Linked DNA regions of Homo sapiens: regions 1 and 3 are each linked to region 2. The links are chromatin loops, found by intact Hi-C in ENCODE. Cell type or tissue: GM12878. All regions are shown on one strand.

Region 1 (5,000 bases), 99 kb after region 2:
ATAATGAAATGCAGTTACAAATTCACTATGGCATTTTTGAATTCATGTGACTTGAAATGATTTTTTTCTCTTAAGTGACAGAGTCTTGCTGTGTCACCCAGGTTGGAATGCAGTGATATGACCATAGCTCACTGTTGAGCTTGAACTCCTAGGCTCAAGTGATCCTCCCACCCACCTCAGCTTCCCGAGTGCTGGGACTACAGGCGCACGCCACCATGTTTGGCAAATTTTTTTTTTTTTCACTTTTTGAAGAAATGGGGTCTCATTTTGTTGCCCAGGCTGTTCTTGAACTCCTGGCCTCATGTGATTCTCCTGCCTTGGCCTCCTAAAGGACTGGGATTACAGGTGTGAGCCAACTTGACAGCCTATATTATTTATTTTATTTTTTATTATTATCATTTTTGTAGATGGGGTCTCACTATGTGCCCAGACTGGTCTTGAACTCTTGGGCTCAAGCAATCCCCCCACCTCAGTCTCCCAAAGTGCTAGGATTAGAGGTATGAGCTACTTACCCTGGCTGATTCTGTATATTTTTTTTTAAATCACCAAACTTCCTCTGTTGACGTTTTAAAAGTAATGTTATTTATCTTTACAATATCAGTTGGTCAGAATTGATGATGCTTCTTGTTTGTATGGATTTTTAGTAGTATTGCTAAGGCATCTCGGGTTTATTAGTTGGGAACCACTGAAAGGGATATGATTTAGCCTTTACTTTCTTAGTTTAATGACAAATATTTCTATTATCCAAGGGGGCAAATTCAGTGCCACATCACACTTTTTCTTTTAAATCTTAAAATTACCTCAGATTTTTTTTTTTGTTTTAAGAAAACTGGAATGCAATTATATATTAAATAAATTTTAACTGCCATCTTGTTGCATGTGTCTGTTTCATGTGAGTGAATAGTGTATCACTTCAGAAAAACCTTGTTCTTTTTTTTGATGGACTATTAAGTATTTTTTCAACTAAAAAAAATCCTCTGCTTATTTCGAGTGTGGTGATCAGAAATGGCTGGCTTCTCTGGATTATGTATGTTAATGTTACACTTTAAATATATTAGAGAGAAACCATATAACATGATTCTCTGCCTGCCATATGATTCATAATAAGGTAAAACTATAATCCAGAACAAATAAAACTGGAAGAGCTAGAAGCAGGAGTAGATACATATTGGTTTAAAATTCATTTTGAGTCCAGTTGTATTTATAATGTGTCTGTAGCTGTCTTAATTGTATTTGTTTTCAAACCGAATGACAGCTTGGCTGTTCCTACTCTATCATACTTGAGCATAAGTTAGCTTTTACAGTGGATGATAAAGCCAAAAGTTTACGAAAAGTGATCCCTGGAAGTTCTTTCATATACTTCTGTGATAAAGCTTTAAAATATTTCCAGTCATATTCTTCATAGTTATGGACATACTATAAACACAGTTTGACTCAAAATGAATTTTAAATCAGATATTGTTATTATATGATATCTACCTGCTCCTGCTTCTTCTAGCTGTTCCAGTTTTATTTGTTCTGGATTATAGTTATTGCCTTATGAGTATTATGGCAGGCAGAGAATCATGTTATATACTTTCTCTGTTTTCCCTGTTGGCATGTTTGTATGTGTAACTAGGGAAGGCATACTTAAGGATAATACTTAGACTTGATAGAATTTTTTTCTGACTTCACTGCACTTAGTCAATAAAGTTTTGTGAATTCTATCACATTATGACTGAATCTCTCCTTTTTTTTTCGTCCCCCTTTGTTACAGTTCAAGGATTTCTTTGATTAATTAAGATAATTCCCCTGATTTCCATATGTTCGTTTCTTTCTTCCTTTAGTCCATCTTTTCTATATAGTTGCCCTGTGGTGATTTTTCTAAAACACGCATCTCCTCATGTGCCTTTCAGTGGCTCTGTATTTCCTCTATTCTGTTTGATAAACCTTTTCTTGCTTTAGCTTTCCAGAAAACTCCTACACAGCTTCCAAGATCCCATGTAAATATTTCCTCTTCTATGAAGCCTTTCCTAACCTTTCTGGACATACAGTTAAGTTGAATCATCCGCTATGATCCCATAAAATTTTGTATATGCTTTAAACATGGATTTTAACACATCTTACCCTTTGTGTTTCAGATTTTCCTTATGAATGTTAACTCCTCACACTTAGAGAGCAGGTCTTATTCCTCTCTAGATTCTTTATTCTAGCACAGTGTTTGGCACAGAGTAGTGCTTGTTGAGGAAACAAATGGCTCAATAAATGAGTATATGAATATATGTGTATATATTAATTCATCCATCACAGGAAATTTTAAAAATGTACACTCATTAAAGTTTATGTGACCAGCAATAGAATTATTATAGATATAACTCATTTCAGTGTTACTGAAATTATATAAATAATATTTTTTCTGTAGCTGTATACATATAAATAATACAATGCAAAGAGATGCTCAATCAGATTATGCACCTTTTCCACGTTATTACCAGGAAGATGCAACAAGGTTTGAAAGCGAGCCCAAAGGCAGCTAAGAACTTTGTATCACAGTGACACCTAGTGGTAATTTCACTGGGTTGTTAATGTTTTTAGGGTCCTTATTGCAGTTTCATTTCAATACCCAAAACCTTCTGAATTCTGTTTTCTTATCTTGAATAAATTTAAAGAATTATTTTAAAGCATTTGTCCTCCTATAAAATGGTGTCTGATGTGAAGTATTGTGATCTCTTTGAGGGTAGGGATTATTGTATATTGTTAGATCTCTAAGATCTAGCAATGGATTTAACCTAACATGCAGCTATTTGTTTAATAAAGTTTGTTAAATCAGTGCTGTTAACAAACCTAATTTACTGGAGCCTAGTAGGCATAGCTTTAATTTTGTTTTTGAGATATAGCAGAAAAATAGGTCTGTTATTATTTGAACCATTTATCTTATTTTTTCTCTTTTTGATCTTTCTTAAAGCTACTTTTACTATATTGGATACTATTTTAGTTTTTAAGAACTCAGGTTGAATATGGAAAGATTTAAAACATTTAGCAGGTGCATTTTCAGTCTGAAAAAGTAGTTCAGGTTGTTTCAAACCAGGTTTTGTCCTGAATCTATAAATTCAGATTCTGATCTCGACTCTGTGACTCTTATTAGCTGTATAGTGTTTGGCAAATGCCTTATCCCTCCCCCACATGCCTCAGCCATGCTTTATGAGTAATAAATACTAGTTAAATGTTCTTCTGTTATTAGTACATGTGAAAAGAAGGAAAGAGTGACAATTTTGTGTGTCTTGAAAGATGCTATCAGCATGAAATGACAATGAAATTGATTATAGCTTGTATTTTGGGGGAAGAAAGACAGCAAATGTTGTGTGTTAGTAGTATTGTTTAGTCTACCTGCAAACTGATGTCTGTTGCCTCCGTGCCATCAATTGTGTACTCCCCAAATAATTTATTATTGGGTCATTTTAAAAGCTGAATAAAGTAGCATCTCAAACTGTGGTCTCAATGTGCATAGTTTATTTATGCGTTAGAAATATTCTTTAATTCAGCTTCAGATTTTTAAATTGATGTTTAATAAGTGTGTATGTTTATGAGGTACAATATGATGTTTCAATACATGTGTACATTTTAGAATGAGTAAATACGTATCCGTCATCTCATATACTTACCATTTCTTTGTGGTAAGACTTAAAATCCACCCTTTTAGCAATTTTGAGTGATACATTATTTCTTAACTGTATTCACCTTACTGTGCATTAGATCACCAGAATATTTTCCTTCTGTCTAACTGATCAAAGAGACCCTCTGATTGATATTTTCTCTTTATCCACGGAGCTCACTGTATGCCTTTGCCTCTGGTAACTACCATTATACCCTCTACTTCATATGTGGATTCAGATGTTTAGATTCCATATGTAAGTGAGAGCATGTGTGTGATATTTGTCTTTCTGTGCCTGTCTTATTTCACTTAGCAGAATGTTCTCTAGACTCATTCATGTTGTTGCAAATGACAGAATTTTGTTCTTTTTTAAGGCTGAATAGTATGCCATTGTGTATATACCACATTTTTGTATCTGTTCATCTATTGACGGGCACATAGATTGTTCCCATCTCTTGGCTATCGTGAATAATCCTGCAACGAACAGGGAAGTGCAGACATCTCTTCAACACATTTTAATTACTTTGGCTGCAGACTCAGAAGTGGGATGGCTGGATCTGATGTCACATTTTTAAATGTCATACTTAAAGTAAAAACAGAGTCTCACTCTGTCACCTAGGCTAGAATGCAGTGATGCAGTCATGCCCCACTGAAGCCTCAAACTCCTAGGCTCAAACAATTTTCCCCAGCTGAGCTTCCTGGAATCCTTTGTCCAGAACCTCAAAATACTCACATATTTATAATCCTTTTTTAATTGTAGGTGTTATGTTAAAGCATTTTAAATGTAAACTTATGTCTATAAGTAGCAAGATATACAGGAGTTACATCTTTCAATTAATGATACCAGAATAGTACATAGGGAAAGGCAGTGGGCATTGTCTTGTAGTCTTTGCCATTAAATCATTTCTTGTTCTTGAGTAGCCTTATCCCAAAGTGCTTTTGTTTTTTATTTTAAAAATTTTATTAATTAGATGTTAATGGGTGTCTAATGATATTTATTTTATTTAAAGTTATTTTAGGTTCAGGGGTACATGAGCAGGTTTGTTATATAGGTAAATTGTGTGTCACTGGGGTATGGTGTGCAGATTATTTCATCACCCAGGTAATAAGCATAGTACCTGATAGGTAGTTTTTTTGATCTTCACCCTCCTCCCACTCTCCACTCTCAAGTAGTCCCCAGTGTCTGTTGTTCTTTTCTTTGTGTCCATGTATGCTCAGTGTTTAGCTCCCACTTGTAAGTGAAAACATGCAATATTTGGTTTTCTGTTCCTGTGTTAGTTCGTTTAGAATAATGCCCTCCAGCTCCATCCATATTGCTGCAGAGGACATGATCTCATTCTTTTTTTATGGCTGTGGTGTATTCCATGGT
Region 2 (5,000 bases):
TGGGTGACAGAGTGAGACTCCATCTCAAAACAAAACAAAACAAAAAAACAAATGTTTTAGCTTTGGCCATTGGGAGTTCAGTTAGCTTTATATCCCTTTGACGTATTCGTTTGTCGTATCCCCATCATTAGTGTACGTGTGTATGTATGTGTGGTGTTTACATTTGAACACTTACTTGCATTCTGGCACTACAAGGTGTTCCAGGTTCGTCTTGTATATTGCCTTCCTAATATCAGTCCTAGAATTAGCCATTTCTACAAGGAACACTGGTTCCTTTTATTGAACAGTGGTATTAGAAAATAAGATCTGGGTACTAGGTATTCTTGATTTGACCTACTTTTACTTTCCAGAACGTACCTTAATTTCATACATCTGTGTCTTTGGCCATAATGTTTTCTCTGTATGGAATGTTCTCCACCTTTTATTTGCCTGACGTACTCCATTTCATCTTGAGAAGCACGAAGCCTGCTCAAGTACTGTGTCCTCTGGAATGCATACCTTTATTTTCTGTAGGTCATTTACTGTCTCTTTTTAGTCGTTTTACACATTTTACATACTATTATAGCACATATCCTACTATAGTATTGTTTACATGCTTTTGTCCTCTTAGACAGTGAGCTGCTTCAGGGCAATAGTTGGAGCATTCTTATTTGTTAAAACACAAAAACACACATACGAAATTAAACCAGTTGTCTTTTTGAGGAAAAGGATGGTAGTGATAGTTAAAGGAGGATTTGAATGACTGGTTTTATCAAAACTAGAGTCTGGGGAGTTGGGGAGGTATTGGTCAAAGGATACAAAATTTCAGTTAGGGGGGTAAGTTCATGAGCTGTATTGTATAACATGATGACAGTACTTAATAAGAATGTATGTATTAGAGGCTGGGTGCAGTGGCCCACACCTGTAATCCCAGCACTTTGGAAGGCCGAGGGGGGTGGATCACAAGATCAGGAGTTCGAGACCAGCCTGACCAACATGGTGAAATCCCGTCTCTATTAAAAATACAAAAATTAGTTGGGCATGGTGGCAAGTGCCTGTAATCTCAGCTGCTTGGGAGGCTGAGACAGGAGAATTGCTTGAACCTGGGAGAGGGAGGTTGCAGTGAGCTGAGACTGTGCCACTGCACTCCAGCCTGGGCAACAGAGTAAGACCCTGTCTCAGAAAAAAAAGAAAAAAAGAATATATGTATCATATTTTTGAAAGTTGGGTAGAGAGTTGATTGTAGGTGTTCTCACCAAAAAAATGCTAAAATATGTAGGGTAATACATATGTTAGCCCCATTTAGCCATTCTACAATGTATACATATTTCAAAACATTATATTGTACGTGATAAATATATTCAATTTTTGTTAATTAAAATATATAAATAAAACAACAAACCCCCAAAATCTACAGTCTGAAAATAAATAAAATGAAATAAATAAGAAATAAATGAGTATAGGGACAGCTGGAAACCATTACTTTTGTAACAAAACAATAGATTCAGATTGGTATGATTTATAGAATACTTTGAAAAACAAAAAAATTCAGTATTCTTTAATATGAATTCATATATAATGTAAAAATATAAAAAACATGGTGGTATAACTTTCTCACACTTCTGGGAAGGGAAGAAGGAAAAGAAATGAGATACCAACTTGGGCAACATGGCAAAACCCTGTCTCTACAAAAACAGAAAACGAAAAACAAAGATTAGCTGGGCATGGTGGTCCATGGCTGTAGTCTCAGCTACATTACAGGCTGAGACAGGAGAACTGCTTGAGCTCGGGAGGTTGAGGCTGCAGTGACCTGTGACTGCACCACTGCACTCCAGCCCAGGTGACAGAGTGAGACCCTGTCTCCAAAAAAAAAAAAAAAAAAAAAAAAAAAAGAAAGAAAAGAAAATAAGATGGAGAAGGGATGGAGACTTAAATCATCTATAAACATTTCTGACTTTTTTAGAAAGTGGGTTTGAAATATATAGGGCAGTTGGCTGTGCATGGTGGCTAATGCCAGTAATCCTTGTGCATTGGGAGACTGAGGCAGGTGGATTGTATGAGACCAGTACCTCAAGACCAGCCTAGGTAATAGTGAGACTCCATTTCTACGAAAAGTAAAGAAATTAGCTGGGTTTGGTGGTGCTCGCCTGTAGTCCTAGCTACTTGGGAGCTGAGGTGGGAGGATCACTTGAGTTTAGGAGTTCAGTATTATAGTGAGCTGTGATCACACTACTATACTCTAGGCTAGGTGACAGAGTGAGACTCTGTCTCAAAACAATAAATTAAAAACATATAGCAAATATTAAAATTATGAAGTGTTGATGGAGGGTATACCAGGGTATGGGATGGTTTTATTTTTATGTTTAAGAAATTAGTTTTAAGACAGAATGAAGAAAATAATAAACAATAGACTTTCAAATGGTCTGGTAGACTGAAGACCCTCTTTAATACTAAATAAAATCAGCCAGTAGAATAAAGTATTAACAACAAAAATACTAAATATGGTCAAGCTAGAAAGCAAAAATAGACAATTGTCAGGTACTAGAACCAAAAAGGGAAATCAGTGTCATTGCAATGGTTTTATCAGAACCTCCCAGACTAAGCCCCAAATTTTGGGTCTCACATACCCTGCATCATTTCTACAGTTGCTTTCAGCAACTGGCCCTCTCAACTGGATGTAGATACTAGGGGCTGAAGACTGGTCTTATGCCTGGAGATGAGATATAAGACCTCTGTTCTCTAGCAATGATGCAGGGTATGCGAGACCCAAGATTTGCTTAGCCTGGGAGGTTTCTTGGCTTTGCACAGAAAAGAATTCAAGAATGAGTCAGCAGTGAAACACAGCAACTTTATTAAACTCACACTGCCACCTTGCGGAGCAGGGCTAACCTATAGGCAGTGTGCCGAGAGCCCTTGTGGGCTGTTGGTTAATAATTTACACCCACTTTTAATTACATGCAAATTAAGGCACAGGTTTTTCAGAAATCCCTAGAAAAGGAGTGGTAACTTCTGAGTTGTGGCATTTGTAAAGTATCATGGTGTTGGTCGGAGTATCTTATGCTAATGAACAATGAGTGTCACTAGAGGTTGCTTTTGGCGCCATCTGCAGGTTCTGGCCATTTTCTTAAGTTTGTCTTGCCCAGATGGGGAAGTAAGTCCTGCTGGTGTCTTGTCATACAAGGAAGGAGCTATAAAAGCCTGGCGTGTACATTTCAAATAATGTCTAGTAAAATTTTCGTGAAGATTCAGGGAAGCAGTAAAAAAGGTGACCATTTACCCAGGGCCATAGGGGAAAAAGGCATCGTTAGCCTCAAAAAGTGAGAACTATTTTAGGCTCAGTTCCCGACCAATGCGGTAAAGTAGATATCTGAATAAAGTGAGTCACTAATTTTTTGGTTTCCCAGTGCATATAAGTTATATTTACACTATTATGTAGCCCATTAAGTGTGCAGTAGCATTATGTCTTAAAAAGAAAAGCATGTACCTTAATTTTAAAACACTTTATTGTTAAAAAAAATGCTAATTATCACCTGAGCCTTCAGCAAGTATTAATCTTTTTGCTGGTGAAGGGTCTTGCCTCAACGTTGATAGGTGCTGACTGATCAGGATAGTGGTTGCTGAAAGTTGGGGTGGCTCTAGCAATTTCTTAAAATAAGACAACAATTACATTTGCTGCATTGGTTGGCCTTCTTTCATGAGAGGTTTCTGTGTAGCATGCAGTGCTGTTTGATAGCAATTTTTTTTTTTTTTCCAGACGGAGTTTCGCTGTTGTTGCCCAGGCTGGAGTGCAGTGGCGCAATCTCGGCTCACTGCAACTCCGCCTCCCAGGTTCAAGCGATTCTCCTGCCTCAGCCTCCTGAGTAGCTGGGATTACAGGCACCCACCACCACACCCAGCTACTTTTTTTTGTATTTTTAGTAGAGATAGGGTTTCACCATGTTGGGCAGCCTGGTCTCGAACTCCTGACCTCAGGTGTTCTGCCTGCCTCGGCCTCCCAAAGTGCTGGGATTATAGGCATGAGCCACCGCGCCCAGCCTGTTTGATAGCATTTTACACAAACTAGAGCTTCTTTCAAAATTGGAGTCAATCCTCTCAAACCCTACTGCTGCTTTATCAGTTAAGGTTATGTCATAGTCTAAATCCTTTGTTTACATTTCAACAGTGTTCACAGCATCTACATCAGGAGTAGATTTTCATCTCAAGAAACCACTTTTTTTGCTCATCCATAAGAAGCAACTTCGTATCTATTCAGGTTTTATCATAAGATTGCAGCAATTCATGCATATCTTCACACTCCACTTCTAATTCTAGTTATCTTGCTGTCTTCACCATATCTGCAGTTCCTCTGCTGAAGTCTTGAATCCCTCAAAATTATCCATAAGGGTGAGAATCAACTTCTCCCAAACTCTTGTTGATGTTGATATTTTGACCTCTTCCCATGAATTATGAATGGCATCTAGAATGGTGAATCCTTTCCAGAAAGTTTTCAGTGTACTTTGCCCAGATCCATAAGAGGAATCACTATCTACAGCAGCTATTATAGCTTTATGAAATGTATTTTCTTTTTCTTTTTTTTTTTTTTTTTTGAGATGGAGTCTGGCTCTGTTGCCCAGGCTGGAGTGCAGTGGCGCAATCTCGGCTCACTGCAACCTCCGCCTCCCGGGTTCATGCCATTCTCCTGCCTCAGCCTCCCGAGTAGCTGGGACTACAGGCGCCCGCCACTATGCCCGGCTAATTTTTTGTATTTTTGGTAGAGACGGGGTTTCACCGTGTTAGCCAGGATGGTCTCGATCTCCTGACCTCGTGATCCGCCCGCCTCGTTTTTCTAAATAACAAGACTTGAAATTCAAAAATAATCCTTGACCCATGAGCTACAGAATCGATGTTGTGTTAGCAGCCAGAAAAACAACTTTGATCTCTTTGTACATCTCTATCTGAGCTCTTGAGTAACCAAGTGCATTGTCAATGAATAGTAATAGTTTGAAAGGAATCTGTTTTTCTAAGCAGTAGGTCCCAGAAGC
Region 3 (5,000 bases), 170 kb before region 2:
AACCTGCATATCTACTCCCTGTATCTAAAATAAAAGTTGAATTTTTTTTTTAAGACAGAGTTTTGCTCTTGTTGCCCAGGCTGGAGTGCAATGGCGCGATCTCGGCTCACTGCAACCTCCGCCTCCCGGGTTCAAGCTATTCTCCTGCCTCAGCCTCACATGTAGCTGGGATGACAGGCACGTGCCACCACGCCAGGCTAATTTTTGTATTTTTAGTAGAGACGGGGTTTCATCGTTTTGGCCAGGCTGGTCTTGAGCTCCTGACCTCAAGTGATCCACCTGCCTCAGCCTCCCAAAGTGCTGGGATTACAGGTGTGAGCCACCACCGTGCCTGGCCAAAGTTGAAATTTTTAAAAAAGAATTTTGTCTCAGAATACAATGAGAATAAGTGTAGTACATTTAACATTTTGCATACAAAAATTAAACAATCTTAATTTGAAATGTCTGTAGGATTTTGGGTACATAGATCTTTAAATTAAATTTCCATATTAAAATCTCTTATATAGTCTGAAATTCCAAGAACCAGGATTGTGTTGTGACACGAATTTGGGCTTTGTAGAGTTGGGTTAAAATCATGGCTTCTTAATAGCTGTGTGAGATTGATTAAGTTATGTAACTACCAAGAGTCTCAATTTTACTCATCTGCAAAGTAGAAATAAAAATACCAACTCAAGGCTGGGTGCAGTGGTTCACGCCTGTAATCCCAGCACGTTGGGAGGCCGAGGCGGGCAAATCACTTGAGGTCAGGAGCTCGAGACCAGCCTGGCCAATATGGTGAAACCCCGTCTCTACTAAAAATACAAAAATTAGCCAGCTATGGTGGCAGGTGTCTGTAATCCCAGCTACTCAGGAGGCTGAGGCATGAGAATCTCTTGAACCCAGGAGATGGGGGTTGCAGTGAGCCGAGATCACACCACTGCACTCCAGCCTGGGCGACAGAGCAAGACTCCGTCTCAAAAAAAAACCCTCAAAAGATTGTTGGAAGGAATTGTATTAGATAATGTATCTAAATGCCTAGCTTATAGTAGGGTCTACAATAAAGGCTATTTCTCCTTTCTCCTTTGTGTAAATATAGTAATGAAAAGTTTTTTCCTTTTTAAAAAATTTTAAAAATATATTTTATTTTATTTTATTTTATTTTGTATTATAACTTGACGGACTCTTGCTCTATTGCCCAGGCTGGAATGCAGTGGCACAGTCATAACTCACTGCAGCCTCAAACTCCTGGACTAAAGCAATCTTCCCGCCTCAGCCTGCTGAGTAGCTGGGACTGCAGGTGCATGCTACCTCACCCAGTTAATTAAAAAAAAAAGTTATAGAGATAGAGTTTCAATTTGTTGCTCAGACTGGCCTCAAACTCCTGGCTTCATGTATTCTTCCTCCCTCAGCCTCACAAAGTGCCAGGATAACAAGTATGAGCCCAACTGAAAAGTTTTAAATGTAATTGTAAACTCTAAATACCGAAGCCTTTTAATGAAAGTGTTACAAAAAAAAGTATTCTATAATCTTCTTGAAAAATTATATTAATTGCACCCATGATTTGATTTTTGAAAAGTGGTTCATAACCAGTCGTTGATTAAACTGAGATTTAAAGTTTCTTTTTTCCATTAAAAAAAACTACTTTGTATATGCCCATTTTTTACAGATCCTAAAGTTAAATCAAAATAAAAGCCCAGGCCCAATGACTTATGCCTGTAATCTTAGCAGTTTGGGAGGCTGAGGCGGGCGGGTCACCTGATGTCAGGAGTTTGAGACCAGCCTGGCCAACATGGTGAAACCCTGTCTCTATTAAAAATACAAAAATTACCCGGGCGTGGTGGTACATGCCTGTAATCCCAACCACCCAGGAGGCTGAGGCAGGAGAATCACTGGAACCTGGCAGACAGAGGCTGCGGTGAGCCAAGATCCCGCCACTGCACTCCCGCCTGGGTGACAGAGCAAGACTCTGTCTCAAAAAATAAAATAAAATAAAATAAAATAAAAACAGTAGCAAACAAATACACATTTGCATTTATATATGTAAACACACATATACATACACTATACACACGAAAATATATCAAACTAAAATATCCACTTGATGTGTTAAGCACCACTGGCCAGTTTTAATTTTTTTTTTTTTCCTGAGACAGGGTTTTGCTCTGTTGCCCAGGCTGGAGTGCAGTGGCATGATCATGGCTCACTGTAGCCTCGAACTCCTGGGCTCAAGCAATCCTCCAGCCTTGGTCTCCCAAAGCACTGGGATTACAGGCGTGAGCCATGGCACACAGCCTGAAATTTCATATAAACAATTTAACCATGCTAGAACTATTTCAATCGTTTATTTATATAGTTGAAGCACTTTGAAAGTGAGGATAATTACTTACAAGCATTTCATTTTATTAACTTAAACATTCTTTAATGTTCTTTTTTTTGTAAATAACTTTCATTTACAACATTTCCAAATAAATATTTGTATAGCCCGACTATTTAATAAATATCCACAAGATGGTGCCATGGTTAACATGTTAACATGGGAATTTAAGAATTAAAACGTAGAAGTGTTTGACGCATCATTGTATATGACAAAATTACCATCAATTTTTATGCTCTTATTATAATAATACTCACTTATGCATTTCAGATGTTCAAATTACTGCATTTCATTACCAAAATTTTTTATTATTTGTAAACATATATTTCCTCATATGGAATATTAAGTAATAAAATGATATGCAAGTTGCAAACACAAACATAAATTGGACCTTTTATACTTCATAGATTAATGGGTATGTTTTTAATGATCTCCTCAATTTTTAATGCCAAGATTTAAAATAATATTCAAATGGCATCCCATTAACTAGTTTATGTTAAACCTAGTTATTGGCAAGGTCTTTGCTAGCTACAGACTGAACTGAATCCCTCCTAGATTCATTTGTTGAAGTCCTAACCCTCGATGTGATATTTGGAGATGAGACTTTTGGGAGGTAAATTTAATCAGTTCTTGAGAGTGGAGTTCTCATGATGGAATTAGTGCCTTTATAGGAAGAGACACCAGAGAGCTTGCTTTCTCTCTCTCCACCATGGAGAACATAGCCAGAAGATAGCCATCTGCTTGCCAGGAGGAGATCCCTTACCAGAAACTGACTGTGCTGGCACACTGATGTCAGACTCTCAGCCTTCAGTACTGTGAGAAGATAAATGTCTGGGCCAGGTGCAGTGGCTCATGCCTGTAATCCTAGAACTTTGGGAGGCTGAGGCAGGAGGATCACATGAGGCCAGGAGCTCGAGACCAGCCTAGGCAACATAGTGAGACCCCCGTCTCTACAAAAAAAAATTTTTTTAATTAGCCTAGCATGGTAGCTCACACCTGTAGTCCCAGCTCTTTGAAGGCTGAGGCAGGAAGATCGCTTAAGCCCTAGAGTTCAAGGCTGTCATGATTGCCACTGCATTCCAGCCTGGACAACAAAGTGAGACCCTTTCTCTAAACCAAAACAACAAAACAAAACAAAAAATAACAAGAATGCTACAAAGTCTTGTGTACCCCTCACTCAAATTCCCTACTTGTAAATGTTCTGCTACTTAAAAAAAAAATCATCTTTCTCCCTTTCACTTTCTCTCTCTCCCTACATGCACACACATACATACATATTTAGGATATATAAGTATATTTGTGCATGTACGGATAGAATTTCCTGAGTCACTTGAGATTGAGAGTTATAATGTTCCAAAATACTTCTGTGTATATTTCCTAAGAATAAGAAAACTCATGCTTCTATATTCACAATACAATCAGCAAATTTAGGAGATTTAACATCAATACATTAGTATTATCTAATATACAGTCCATGTTCAATTTTTGCCAATTTTCTAGTAATGTTTCTTATGGCATTTTTTTCCCTTGATTCACAATTTAATCTAGGCTTACACCTTGCATTTTGTTGCTACAGCTCTTTCATCTCCTTTTAATCTGGAATGATTTTCATCCTTTCTTTGTCTTTCATGATACTGATATTTTTAAAGCATACAGCCCAGTTGTCTTGCAAAATATCCCTCAATTTTGATTTGTCTGATGTTTCCTCATGATTAGATTCATGTTATACATTTTTGGCCAAATACTACATGATATGGTTTGGCTCTGTGTCCCTACCCAAATCTCATGTCAAATTGTAATTTCCAATGTTGAGGGGGTGGACCTGGAAAGAAGGTGATTGGATCATGGGGGTGGATTTCCCCCTTGCTGTTCTTGTGATAGTGAATGAGTTCTCATGAGATCTGGTTGTTTAAAAATGTGTAGCACTTCCTGCTTCACTAGCTCTCTCCTGCCGCCACGTGAAGATGGGCTTGCTTCCCTTCCATCATGATTGTAAGTTTCCTGAGACTTCCAGAGCCATGCTTTTTGTACAGCCTGTGGAACTACGAGTCAATTAAACCCTTTTCTTTGTAAATTACCCAGTCTCAGATAGTTCTTTATAACAGTGTGAGAATGAACTAATACAATACATAAGTGATCATGTCAGTTTGCCCCATAATCTGTAAGTAATTTGTAAGGACATAGTTGGAGACTATGTAAATATATTGTTTCTCTTCAATCTTCCTTCCTTCCTTCCTTCTTTCCTTCCTTGCTTCCTTTCTTTCTTTTTTCTTTCTTTCTTTTTCTTTTTGTTTTTTGAGACAGGGTCTTGCTCCATCACTCAGGCTGGAGTGCAGTGGCACAATCTCAGCTCACTGCACCCTCTATTTCCTGGGTTCTAGTGATCCTCCTGCCTCAGCCTCCTGAGTAGCTGAGACTACAGGCATGCACTGCCATGCCTGGCTAATTTTTGTATTTTTTGTAGAGATGGGGTCTCACTATGTTGCCCAGGCTGGTCTCAAACTCCTGGGCTCAAGTGATCCACCCACCGTGGCCTCTCAAAGTGCTGGGATTACAGGCGTGAGCCACCATGCCTGGCCCAAACTTTCATTGAATAGTTTTAGCATCCATGGATGATTCTTGCCTGAACCAGTTATTACTATAATTC

What was found. Hi-C counts contacts between places; a loop is a spot of excess contacts. Peaks named below come from ENCODE experiments on the same cell type or tissue, not always from the same donor. Only the 100,000 strongest peaks of a DNase experiment are listed, where the experiment ranks them.
Region 1: a loop joins it to region 2, with 5 times the contacts of the local background. A loop is called at or near these places in 6 of 110 quality-filtered maps.
Region 3: a loop joins it to region 2, with 9 times the contacts of the local background. A loop is called at or near these places in 22 of 110 quality-filtered maps.

What each region holds. Positions count from the first base shown.
Region 1 is chr1:50,772,497-50,777,496 of GRCh38, reverse strand. All of the region lies in intron 4 of FAF1 (Fas associated factor 1), which reads left to right. Among named protein-coding and RNA genes, the nearest start is that of FAF1, 190 kb to the left of the region's middle. In GM12878, a CTCF peak has its summit at 2,544 (motif pointing left); a DNase peak (open chromatin) is centred at 2,526.
Region 2 is chr1:50,871,630-50,876,629 of GRCh38, reverse strand. The region is part of intron 1 of FAF1 (Fas associated factor 1); the gene reads left to right. Among named protein-coding and RNA genes, the nearest start is that of FAF1, 86 kb to the left of the region's middle. RefSeq lists an enhancer at 2,679-2,973. In GM12878, a CTCF peak has its summit at 2,855 (motif pointing left); DNase peaks (open chromatin) are centred at 2,889 and 3,376; H3K27ac peaks cover 227 bases.
Region 3 is chr1:51,042,523-51,047,522 of GRCh38, reverse strand. No RefSeq gene overlaps it. Among named protein-coding and RNA genes, the nearest start is that of MIR4421, 15 kb to the left of the region's middle. In GM12878, no CTCF peak of the experiment used is centred here; no DNase peak of the experiment used is centred here.